Linked DNA regions of Homo sapiens: all the other regions are linked to region 4. A link is a contact called in ENCODE Hi-C or POLR2A ChIA-PET data. All regions are on one chromosome and are shown on one strand. The core of a region is the stretch at or near the end of the contact, and the rest is flanking DNA. Distances in the headings are between cores, read along the strand shown.

Region 1 (2,810 bases), core at 114-2,613, 1.0 Mb after region 4:
GAGTGAAGACGGCATGGGGTTGGGTGAGGGAGGAGAGATGCCCGGAGAGGACCCAGACACGGGGAGGATCCGCTCAGAGGACATCACGTGGTGCAGCGCCGAGAAGGAAGTGCTCCGGAAAGAGCATCCTTGGGCAGCAACACAGCAGAGAGCAAGGGGAAGAGGGAGTGGAGGAAGACGGAACCTGAAGGAGGCGGCAGGGAAGGATCTGGGCCAGCCGTAGAGGTGACCCAGGCCACAAGCTGCAGACAGAAAGCGGCACAGGCCCAGGGGAGAGAATGCAGGTCAGAGAAAGCAGGACCTGCCTGGGAAGGGGAAACAGTGGGCCAGAGGCGGCGCAGAAGCCAGTAGAGCTCAAAGTGGTCCGGACTCAGGAGAGAGACGGCAGCGTTAGAGGGCAGAGTTCCGGCGGCACAGCAAGGGCACTCGGGGGCGAGAGGAGGGCAGCGCAAAGTGACAATGGCCAGGGCCAGGCAGATAGACCAGACTGAGCTATGGGAGCTGGCTCAGGTTCAGGAGAGGGCAGGGCAGGGAAGGAGACAAAGTCCAGGACCGGCTGGAGGGGCTCAACATCGGAAGAGGGGAAGTCGAGGGAGGGATGGTAAGGAGGACTGCATGGGTCAGCACAGGCTGCCAAAGCCAGGGCCAGTTAAAGCGACTCCAATGCGGAAGAGAGTAGGTCGAAGGGGAATGGTAAGGAGGCCTGGGGCAGAGTGGTCAGCACAGAGTGGCTAAGCCCAGGGCCAGTTGAAGCGGCTCCAATTCGGAAGTGGGGTGGTCGAAGGGGAATGGTAAGGGGGACTGGGACGGGGTGTCAGCATAGGGTGGCAAAGCCCAGGGCCAGGAACGACGGGGCGGATCGAGACTGGCAACGGGGAAGGAGGATGCCCCAGGTGGCGCAGCAGAGGGTGGACCTGGCCCCGGGAGACGCCGGGCGGGGGGCGCTGACCTGGTGCAGGGCGCTGATACCGTCGGCGTTGGTGGAGTCCAGCACGGCGCGGGCGGGCGGCGGCGCGGCGGGGTCGAGCTCGGCGCCGGGGCCAGGGTCGGCGGCGCGCAGCATCAGACGCGCCTCGTCCAGGTCGCCGCCCGCACAGGCCGCCAGGAACTCGGCGGCGCGCTCGAAGCGGACGGTGCGGGCGCGGCGCTCTCCGGGGCCAGGCTCGGCGCCCGCCCGCGCCCCCCACTGCCGCAGCTGCTCCCGTCGCCGCTCCCGGGCAGCCGCCGCCGCCGCCCCCGGGCCAGCCGCCGGGCCATCCTCTCCGGACATCGCACCGCCCGCCCGCCCAGCGAGCGAGCGAGCGCCGAGCCCCAACCGCCGCCACCACCCGCCCGCCCGCCCGCCCCGGGGGCCGCCGGGAACTGCCGCTGGCCCCCCACCGCCCCAAGGATCTCCCGGTCCCCGCCCGGCGTGCTGACGTCACGGCGCTGCCCCAGGGTGTGCTGGGCAGGTCGCGGGGAGCGCTGGGAAATGGAGTCCATTAGCAGAAGTGGCCCTTGGCCACTTCCAGGAGTCGCTGTGCCCCGATGCACACTGGGAAGTCCGCAGCTCCGAGGCGCCCAGTGGAAATCGCCAGATGAGGGCCTCCTCCGGGGAATGCTGGGAAATGGAGTCTACAGGCCGGAGGGGTGCCCCACGGCATACTAGGAAGTGTGTAGCACCGGGTAAAGGGGATGAATAGCAGACTGCCCCGGGGCAGTTAGGAATTCGACTGGACAGCCGCGTGGGAGGGAGTGCGGGGAGAGGCAGAGTTGTTTTGTTATTGTTGTTTTATTTTGTTTTCTTTGTTTTGAGACGGAGTCTCGCTCTGTCGCCACGCTGGAGTTCAGTGGCGCGATATCGGCTCGCTGCAACCTCCGCTTCCCAGGTTCAAGCAATTCTGGCTCAGTCCCCAGAGTAGCTGGGATAACAGGCGCGCGCCACCCCGCCCTGCTAATTTTTATATTTTTAGTAGAGACGGGATTTCACCATGTTGGCCATGATGGTCTTGATCTCTTGACCTCATGATCCGCCCGCCTCGGCCTGTAATCCTGCTGGGATGACGAGCGTAAGCCACCATGCCCAGCTGGGTTTTATTTATTTTGGTTTTTTTCCTGACCCCTTAACTAGAAATAAGCTCCACGAGAGCGGGATCTTTTGTCTTCTGTGCACTACTTGTCCTCGGTTCTTAGAACAGAACCTGAGAGAACCTGATCGCAAATATTTTTGGAATGAATGAATGAATGGGTTCACCAGGGCACCATGGGAAACTGAGTCCGCAACCTAGAAGCCATGAAAGACAGTCCACTTCCAAGCTTCCCTGGGTGACCTCGCAGGGCATGCTGGGAAATGAAATTTGCGGTGAAAAGGTCAGGACCACGATCCTAGGGCACGCTGGGAAATGTAGCCCACAGGGCCACACCCCTAAAAGCACAGTGGGGTGCAAGGCAGGGCCCCAAGGCATTTAGGGCTCGGGGCAAGAGAAATCCACACTCCACTCCCTAATGGTAATCCCTGAGCCACACCGAGTAAAGGAACCCAAGACACAGTGTCCACAGGGACAGGGCTCTCAGAGCTTTCACTGGCCCGCGCTTCTCCTGCGCCCACCCGGACCTCCTGGGAACCGCCCAGGCCCTCGCGCGCTCTCAAGGCATGCTGGGATTGGTGGTCCCGGGCAAGGAGTTCCAGCAGGTGGGGGGCGAATCACCTTTCAGCGGGCCCAAGCGATGAGCACACCTTGATCTTCACCTTACGGATCCCGCGCCCAACTCAAGATTGGGAAGGTGGCTGGCACTTTGTGACAGGAAGAGTCCCATAAAAATCATACAGA
Region 2 (2,700 bases), core at 143-2,642, 1.4 Mb after region 4:
AAACATGTTTGAGAGAAGTGAAAAAGAAGCAGAACAGTGTGTATGGAATGCTCCTTTTTGTGCCAAAGAAAAAAGGGAGAGGAAAATGTGTCTGTGTTGCCTATATCTATATCTGCTATCTCTGGCAAACAAGCAAGAAACGGGAGACTCAGGCGGGTGAACCAGGCACCGGGGAAGTCTGTAGGAGCCTTTTCACTGGGTCCTATTCTGTTTCTTCTGAATTCTGGACAATGTGCAACAAGTTGTCTAGTCAATACTATATACAATAAAGGGTTGGCATAAAGCCAAAACCCGGCAAAACTGATCTATGGCGTCAGAAGCCAGGACAGTGACTGCCCTTGGACCACAGTGATGGAAACGACGACGGCGGGAGATCCTGGGATGTGGCGCATGTTTGACTTTTTTCTTTGGATACTTGTTTACACCAGGGTGCTCCCTTTATAAATATTTATTTAAGCTGTGTATTTGCAAACCGTTCGATTTTCTGCGTTTGTGGTATTATTCCAGAAAAAGTGTTCAAAATGCAAAATACAAAGATGGCTTCAGGCCCCCGCCGTGCGGTTGAACTGGAGGCAAAAGGCCAGAGAGCAGGAGGTCGGCGCTGGGGCCCAGTGGGACAGGGGAGAGTCAGGAAGGGGCAGCTGGGACGGTGGGGAAAGTCGGGGAGAAAGGCCCCCAGTTTCTGGTCGAGCGAGGGGCATGATCTGAAGATTCATAGGGGATCCCGGGGAGGGGAACTGGTTTTTGGGAGATGAAAAATTGGGGTGAGGGTGGGTGTGTGAGAGAGAGAGATGTGAAGGGGAGGTCTGGGCTGGAGAGGGTTGGGCGTGTCCTGCGGAACGAGGAGAGATTCAGCCTGGGTGGAGGGTACCCAAGGCCAAAGGGGGCGTGGCTGGAGGTGGGCGGCAACAGGGGGCGGGGTAGGGCCGTTGATTTCCCCACCCGGTCTCGGAAACCCGGCCTTGGAGCCCGGACTTCCTGGCTGTGTGACCTTGGGCAAGTTTCTCTTTGTCTTAGCCTCAGTTTTCTCGTCGGAGAAATGGGGATTAAACCTGCCCACCCCCCAGCGCTGTTACAGAGGCGGCAGGCGCGACCCGGGGACGCTTCCAATCTCTGGCCAGCCAATTCTGGCGGGGCCAGGTGGAGTCCTCCTTCTGGTCCTGTGACCTTGGCCCGGGACGCCCAGGCAGAGCCTCAGTTTCCCCATCTGCTAGGCGGTAAGGTCGGTCTCCAAATAGCGCCAGCAGCGAGAGAGGACTTACCCGGAAGGTGCCGGGTTCGAGCCCGGAACGGCCCCTCTGCAGGTGAGGCGGGGGCACCCTCACCTCTCGGCTCTCGGACGGCCACCGCTGAGGCCTCTTGCGGGCTTCCCAGGGCTGGTTACCGTTTCGTTAGGGCTGGACACGTGGCCCACCCCCTGCACCGTCCGTTTTCCGCCCACTTGGGCCCAGCCGTCCAATCGACACTCATCATGCTCTGCCTCGCCGCTCTCTCCGGCCAATCCGCATGTGCCACTGCCTCTGCCCGCAATCGGCGCTCACCAACTCACCCCGCCCCCTGCCTCTCAACCAATCCGCATATGCAGCTGCTTTGCTCCCGCCCCAGGGGGGGCGGTGCCGGCAAGGCTGTCAGTCTCAAGAAAATGATTAGCTCGCAAAGGCGCCGTGGGGGCGGGGCAGCAGGTCGTTCTGCCAATGGAGAGCCGTAGAGGGCGTGAGTGGCGGCCGACGGGGCGGAGTCGCGCGGTGGTCTCCGAAGGCTCAGACTCTGGCTGGAGAGAGGGCGTCTCGGCCGGCCCCATTGCACAGAGCAGACCGCCGAGGCCGGGAGAGAGAGAGAGGGGTCTTACCTAGAGTAGAGGCATGTCTGCGGTTCGAAACCTGGCCCTCTCTCAAGAAACGGAGGCTTACAAAGATACCCAAGCACTTTCCAGGAAGGGGCTGGCTGAGGGAGCGATCAAGTGAGGAATTTGACGCCCCCCTGTCCTTTGCGCTCTGTGCTGCCTCAGTTTCCCCATCTGTACAGCACCTGCCTCCTCGGGTGGTGTTTAGAATAATTTAGACTCTGTGCTTGGAAATGGAGGTTGAGAGAAAGAGAGAATTTCCTATCTGTCTTGGAATAAATCCAAACTCCTCCCAATTCATGGTCGGCCTTCCTGGTCCGTGCAGACCTCGCCTCTCACCACTCCCCCTGCTCACTCCGCTCCAGCCACAGGGGTCTCCTCTTGCTCTTCCCTCAATGTCCCACCGCAGGGCCTTTGCACGTGTGCTGCCTCAGCCTGGAATCCTAGGACTCCCCATGGCCCAACCTTCCAGGCTTTCAAAGCCTTTCCTGACCACCTGGTGTCAGGTAGCCCTTCCATCAGGTCGCTGTTTTTAATTTTTTTGAAACATCAAAAAAAAGAAAAAAATTGCTCTATCACCCAGGCTGGAGTACCATGGTACGATCACAGCTTGCTGCAGCCTCAACCTCCCGGGCTCAAGCGATCCTCCCACCTCAGCCTCCTGAGTAGCTGGGACCACAGGTATGCGCCACCACACCTGACTAATTTTTTAATTTTTTTGTAAAGATGGAGGTCTCACTCTGTTGCCCAGGCTGGTTTTGAACTCCTGGGCTCAAGTGATCCGCCTGCCTTGGCCTCCCAGAGTGCTGCGATTACAGGTGTGAGCCGCCGCACCCGGCCTTGTGTTTTATTTTCTT
Region 3 (2,762 bases), core at 11-2,510, 1.2 Mb after region 4:
ACCTACTCTGTGGCATGCATTGTTTTAAGTGCCCACGATCTATAGCTGTACAGTGGAGCGCATGTCTGACAGTGATCCTATATGTGTAGACACACAAGCGCCTACATTGTGTTACCGGACAGTAACATGCTGCACAGCTGTGTGGCCCAGGAGCCGCCGGCCACCTTACAGCCCAGGTGCCAGCAGCCCTGCCACGTAGGTGTGAGTGATGTTGCTCTAGGATGCTGGCAGGATGACGACATCGCCTGAGCACGCACTGCCCAGATGGTATCAGTGTCGTTAAGGGAAGAATGGCTGTGGCGAAACAAACAAACAAGCAAACAAAGACCGCCTGTTCTGAGTGTGGAGCTTATTATTCTCGGCGTAATTATGATGAATTGTTAGTTACGTTTGCCTCTAGGATTGAGGTAGGGGGGGTGATCCCAATTAGGGGGTGCCCCAGGGGAGCGCCCCAGGAGTCAGGGCTTGTCTCAAAAGTCCCCACTCCTCCCTCAGCCTCCCCTCCCTCCATCCGACCCCGTTCATATCGCGGGAAGGTCCCACAGAGTGCGTGTGGATACTCCCAAAACGCAACGGTGTAAACGGGGAGGGAGGGAGAGAGACTGAGGAGCCCTTTGTAGCCAGGCAGAGCTGTCAATAAAGTTTCGTCGCCTTGGTAACCGCAGGCCTCGCGGGGCGGGAGGGGAGAGGGATGGCGGTGCGCGCGCATTCACCGCCTCCCTCCCGCCGGGTCTGGCTTTCTCCCTCCTGTGGCCGAAGCTTTCCTCGGAGAAATAGAAGAGGGAGGCCGCGACTCTATGGTGATGGACGGAGGCCTTACCCAATGGAAAGAGGAGCTGTCCCAAGGCCAGGCAATCATATACGACTACTGGAGCTGGCAGAGCCCGCCCTCTTTCCACTTGGACCTGAATAACCCGACCCAAACCGAGTTTCGCCCGGAGAGACTGCGCTTTCGGCCAATGAGTGCGTCGATTTCGAGCCCCAGTGTGAGCGAAGGCGGGACAAGTCTCCATGGCAGCGACTAAAGGACAGCGATGTGAACCACTGACAACAGTTCGCGGCGTTTGACGGCGGCGGGGGCGTGGCGGGGTTTTATCTGTGTATTGACGAGAGCCGGGCGCGGAGGGAAAGAGTGGGGCTTGGCCAATGGGAGCGCCGTGAGCTTCGTAGCAACGGAGGAGTGGCGGTGGCTGTGGCCAATAGAAAGCCTCAGTGGCCTTGGCGGGGCTGGCCCGGAGAGCAGATGGGAGGTGCGGCGACAGTGTTTGACGAGAGCCGAAGGAGGCTGTGGGAGGTGTTGGCGGCGGCGGCGCGGGCGCCTGAGGAGGAGGAGGAGAAGCGGGTGAGGGGCGGCGCGGGGCCCGATCTCTGAGCCCCTTCACGGCCCCAGCCCCGCGCCGCCTTGGCTCCCCAGTCGCCCCCTGCCCCGACTGCCCCCCACCCCGCCCGGCCCCTCCTCGTGTCCAGGCGCCCACGTCTCCCGGCCCCTCGCCGGGCCTCGGGCTCCGCGGCACTGCAGCCTCCTTCCTGTGCTTCCTCACCCGGGCCCTGACCCCCTTCTTACGTCCACGGCCCTCCCTGCATCCTCAGGGCCTCTCCCTGACCTCTTGTCACTCTCCAGGCCTCTCCCTGCACCCCCCAGGGCCTTTCCCTGACCTCACCCTCCAGGCCTCTCCCTGCACCCCCAGGTCTCTCCCTGCACCCTCAGGGCCTCTCCCTGACCCTTCTCTCACCCCCGGGACCTCCCTGCACTCCCAGGGCCAATCCCCGACCTCCTCTCACCCTCCAGGCCTCCTTCTGGACCCTCTAGGTCTTTCTGTGCCCTAGAACCTCTCCCTGACCCCTCTGTCCCTCTCCTGGCACTCCCTGGACCCTGAGGTCGGCCTCTGACCCTCCAGGTCCCTTGCCCTGGGCTCTCACCGCCTACCCAGGCGCCTCCCTGGGTCCCCAGGCCCTTCCCTAGGGTCTCCCTTTCCTGGATCCCCCAGGACCCCACCAAGCCCGTTTGGATCCCTGGGCCCCTGTCCGCCCTCTCAGGCCCTTCACTCACTGGACACCCAGGATCTTCTCCGCCATCCCTGGACCGCCCCCCGACCCAGGTCTCCCGTCTGGCTCCTCCCTGAGTCCCTAGGCCATTCCCCGCTCTCTGTCCTCCCTGGCACCCCCATCCCTTCCTCACACCCCTCTGAGCGCCCCCAGGCCCGGCTGCAGCCTTCTCCCTCCCACAGCCCCCTGCCGTGCCCACCGCTGTGCGTTTCTCTCCTTGCCCCCAGCCCCCTCTCCAGCTTCCCCGCTGTCCCTGGCGTCCTCCTGCAGCGCCCCCTCTTTCTCTCCCGCAGCCTCGCAGTCTGTCCCCGACCCCTCCACAGCCGTCTCTGCAGCTCCCGCTCCTTGCCCTGCCCCATCTCCTCCTCTCCTGGGCGCGGATGAGCCTCGAGCGCCGTGGTGCGGGGACGAGGCTGGCCCTCCGTCCGGGTTAGGGGTTTGGGTGGTTTTCTTCATCTCTCCGTTCTCTCCTGGCTCCGCTTTAAAAAAATGTTTTTGTAAATATTGACCTGTGCTGCCTCCCCATAGTCTTCCTTTGCTCCCCTCCCCACCCCCGCTTTTGTCCTCTGAGCCCCCCTCCCCTGGAATCCTTGGAGAGGGAGCAGGTGCTGGGATCCCTCCCCTGCCCTCCCTCCCGTCACCCGCCTCCAGGCTGCCTGGGGCTTCACCCGGAGCCTCCTGACCACTCCCGAAGGCTGCCGGGGAGGCAGGGGGCG
Region 4 (2,858 bases), core at 251-2,750:
TAGATAGATAAAAATTAGCACCTGTTAAGTGCCAGGCCCTTGCTGTGATTGATTGATGGATAGATAAAAATTAACACCAATTATGTGCCAGGCCCTTGCTGTGATTAATTGATCGATTGATAGATTGGTTGACAGAGAAAAATTAGCACCTATTATGTGCCAGGCTCTTGGTGTGATACTGTGTTAGATAGATAGATAGATAAAAATTAGCCCCTCTAGGCCGGGCGCGGTTGTTCACGCCTGTAATCCCAGCACTTTGGGAGGCCAAGGCGGGTGGATCACCTGAGGTCGGGAAGTTCGAGACCAGCCTGACCAACATGGAGAAACCCCCGTCTCTCCTAAAAAAGAAAAATTAGCCGGCTGTGGAGGCGCGCGCCTGTAATCCCAGCTATTCAGGAGGCTGAGGCAGGAGAATCGCTTGAACTCGGGAGTCGGAGGTTGCTGTGAGCCGAGATCGCGCCATTGCACTCCAGCCTGGGCGACAGAGCTAGACTCAATCTCAGAAGAAAAAAAAAAAAATTAGAACCTATTACGTGCCAGACCCTCGCTGTGCCATGTTGGCAGGCACAGAGGGAACTCAGACTCCGTTACTGCTCTCAAGCAGCAGCTACCAGTCCGACTGAAAGACCAAGACCAGGTCAGTTTCTTTTTTTTTGAGACGGAGTCTCGCTCTGTCGCCCAGGCTGGAGTGCAGTGGTGTGATCTCGGCTCACTGCAAGCTCCGCCTCCCGGGTTCACGCCATTCTCCTGCCTTAGCCTCCCCAGTAGCTGGGACTACGGGCGCCCACCACCACGCCCGGCTAATTTGTGTTGTATTTTTAAGTAGAGACAGGGTTTCACCATGTTAGCCAGGATGGTCTAGATCTCCTGACCTCGTGATCCGCCCGCCTCGGCCTCCCAAAGTGCTGGGATTACAGGCGTGAGCCACCGCGCCTGGCCCAGACCAGGTCAGTTTCTTAAGTGATCTGAGCTATAATGGCGGTAACAGAGCACTGTGAGAGCCCGCAGAAAGCTCCTAACCCATCTGGGATGAGACCTAGCGCTTCCAGGACGAGCCGATGTTGAGCTGAGACCTCGAAGGACAGGTTAGTCATTCACCTTCTCCCGGGCTCAGTTTCTTCGTCTGTAAAATGGGCTTTCATACATAAACTATAAAATGGGGACTATTTTGTTCCGCCTTAGGTGGGTCGCAGCAGGAGGACTAGTCACTCCGGAGCGACTTCTAGGCTGAGACTAAGGAGATTCCACGCAGGTCCGCAAAGTCAGGCTTGCGCTTGCTCCTGACACCACTTCCTTTACCTCCACGGCTCCATCTTTGTTCTGCGCGAGTGCGCACGCGCAGGCTCCGAAAGCGGGCCGTCGCACAGAGGGACCACAACTCCCAGAGTGCTCCGCGTCCTTGCTTTCGCCTCTACTTGTGCTCCAGGGCGCACGCGCAGCCCTGGGAGCGGGTTCTCGCGCATAGGGACCACAACTCCCAGGGTGCTCCGCGTCCTCGCCGCTGTCGCCGCCGCGGAGACAAAGATGGCTGCGAGTAAGTGCAGGTGCCGGTGGCGCACGGGGCTCGGGTAGTTCTGGGAACCTCTGGGCGGTCCTGGGACTGAGGTGCGGCAGGGCAGGGGTGGAAGCGATGGGGTCCGTGCTGGAGGGGAACGCAGAAGTCACGAGGGGGCTCCTCCAGGGCAGGGGTGGCACGAGAGGGTTAGAGGTCACCGGGGGCAGCTACTTGCAGGGGTGACGCTTCTTGCCACCCCTTCAGGAGTCGGCGCCTTCCTCAAGAATGCCTGGGACAAGGAGCCAGTGCTGGTCGTGTCCTTCGTCGTCGGGGGCCTCGGTGCGTGAGTGCTCCAGGCGCAAACTTGCATCGTCCACCCCCGTCCCCCTACATCCCTCCATCTTGTACCCCTAAAGCCCTATCGCCGCCCTCGGGTCCCCTCTAGTGTGTCTGCACCCCCACGGCATCCCCTTATCTATCCCCATACCCATTATAACCTCTCCACCATCGCCCCCCGCGTTCCTCTCCACCTACCCAATACGCTCTTAACCCCTCTAAATGAGACGTTCTCAACCCTGCTTATGCCTTAACACCTGAGCACCAAAAAAAAGTCCAGATCCTCCTCCTCCTTTTCATCTTTCCTCTCCCCCATTCTGAATTGAGTTGGCTTGGGTGGAGGTGGGACTGGGGAATCTGTGTCTTGTGAAAATCCCCGTATGATCCCAATGTGCCTTGCTGATTGAAAATCTCTGCCCTCTGCCCTGGAACTGCCCTACTCACACTTTAATTAGCACCGGAGTTCCTGCAGGGATGGGGGCGGGGGATTGTTAAAATGTAGCTTTTTTTTTTGCGATGGAGTCTCACTCTCACCCAGGCTGAAGTGCAGTGGCGCGATCCCGGCTCACTGCAACCTCGGCCTCCTGGGTTCAAGGGATTCTCCTGCCTCAGCCTCCCGAGTAGCTGGGATTACAGGCGCCCAGCTAATTTTTTGTTTTTGTTTTTGAGACTGAGTCTCGCTCTGTCGCCCAGGCTGGAGTGCAGTGGCGCGATCTCGGTTCAGTGCAAGCCCCGCCTTCCGGGTTCACGCCATTCTCCTGCCTCAGCCTCCCGAGTAGCTGGGACTACAGGCGCCCGCCCCCATGCCCGGCTAATTTTTTGTATGTTCAATAGAGACGGGGTTTCACCGTGTTAGCCAGGATGGTCTCGATCTCCTAACCTCGTGATCCTCCCAACTCGGTCTCCCAAAGTGCTGGGATTACAGGCGTGAGCCACCGCGCCCGGCCAGCTTTTTTTTTTTTTTTTTTTTGAGATGGCGTCTCGCTCTGTCTTCCAGGCTACAGTGCAATGGTTTGATCATGGCTCA

What was found. Hi-C counts contacts between places; a loop is a spot of excess contacts on that map. ChIA-PET counts read pairs that join two places held with the same protein, here RNA polymerase II (POLR2A). Pooled maps may share reads with other maps.
Region 1: a map of naive thymus-derived CD4-positive, alpha-beta T cell shows a loop between it and region 4 (22-fold over the local background). The contact joins the promoter of PPP1R12C here to the promoter of NDUFA3 in region 4. A Hi-C loop is called at or near these places in 4 of 168 maps with a recorded cell type or tissue (B cell, CD8-positive, alpha-beta T cell and naive thymus-derived CD4-positive, alpha-beta T cell), 3 of 37 single-sample maps with no recorded cell type and 10 of 50 pooled maps.
Region 2: a pooled map shows a loop between it and region 4 (5-fold over the local background). The contact joins the promoter of ISOC2 here to the promoter of NDUFA3 in region 4. A Hi-C loop is called at or near these places in 1 of 168 maps with a recorded cell type or tissue (naive thymus-derived CD4-positive, alpha-beta T cell), 1 of 37 single-sample maps with no recorded cell type and 8 of 50 pooled maps. POLR2A ChIA-PET finds 5 or more read pairs at or near these places in 1 of 52 experiments (HEK293).
Region 3: a loop to region 4 is called in a pooled map, with 10 times the contacts of the local background. The contact joins the promoter of KMT5C here to the promoter of NDUFA3 in region 4. A Hi-C loop is called at or near these places in 7 of 50 pooled maps. POLR2A ChIA-PET finds 5 or more read pairs at or near these places in 2 of 52 experiments (SK-N-SH and WTC11).

The regions. Positions count from the first base shown.
Region 1 is chr19:55,116,274-55,119,083 of GRCh38, forward strand. PPP1R12C (protein phosphatase 1 regulatory subunit 12C) reads right to left here and starts at 1,364. Exons shown (of 22, transcript NM_017607.4): 1 at 950-1,364. The coding sequence starts at 1,270. RefSeq lists enhancers at 1-595, 400-479, 1,440-1,719 and silencers at 910-1,009, 1,030-1,109, 1,300-1,379.
Region 2 is chr19:55,460,250-55,462,949 of GRCh38, forward strand. It overlaps ISOC2 (isochorismatase domain containing 2), which reads right to left and starts at 1,393. Exons shown (of 6, transcript NM_001136201.2): 1 at 1,263-1,393.
Region 3 is chr19:55,338,616-55,341,377 of GRCh38, forward strand. It overlaps KMT5C (lysine methyltransferase 5C), which reads left to right and starts at 1,261. Exons shown (of 9, transcript NM_032701.4): 1 at 1,261-1,342. RefSeq lists enhancers at 1-179, 180-953, 1,263-1,332 and silencers at 1,353-1,412, 2,658-2,762.
Region 4 is chr19:54,101,355-54,104,212 of GRCh38, forward strand. NDUFA3 (NADH:ubiquinone oxidoreductase subunit A3) reads left to right here and starts at 1,501. Exons shown (of 4, transcript NM_004542.4): 1 at 1,501-1,534; 2 at 1,760-1,834. The coding sequence starts at 1,525. RefSeq lists an enhancer at 1,290-2,266.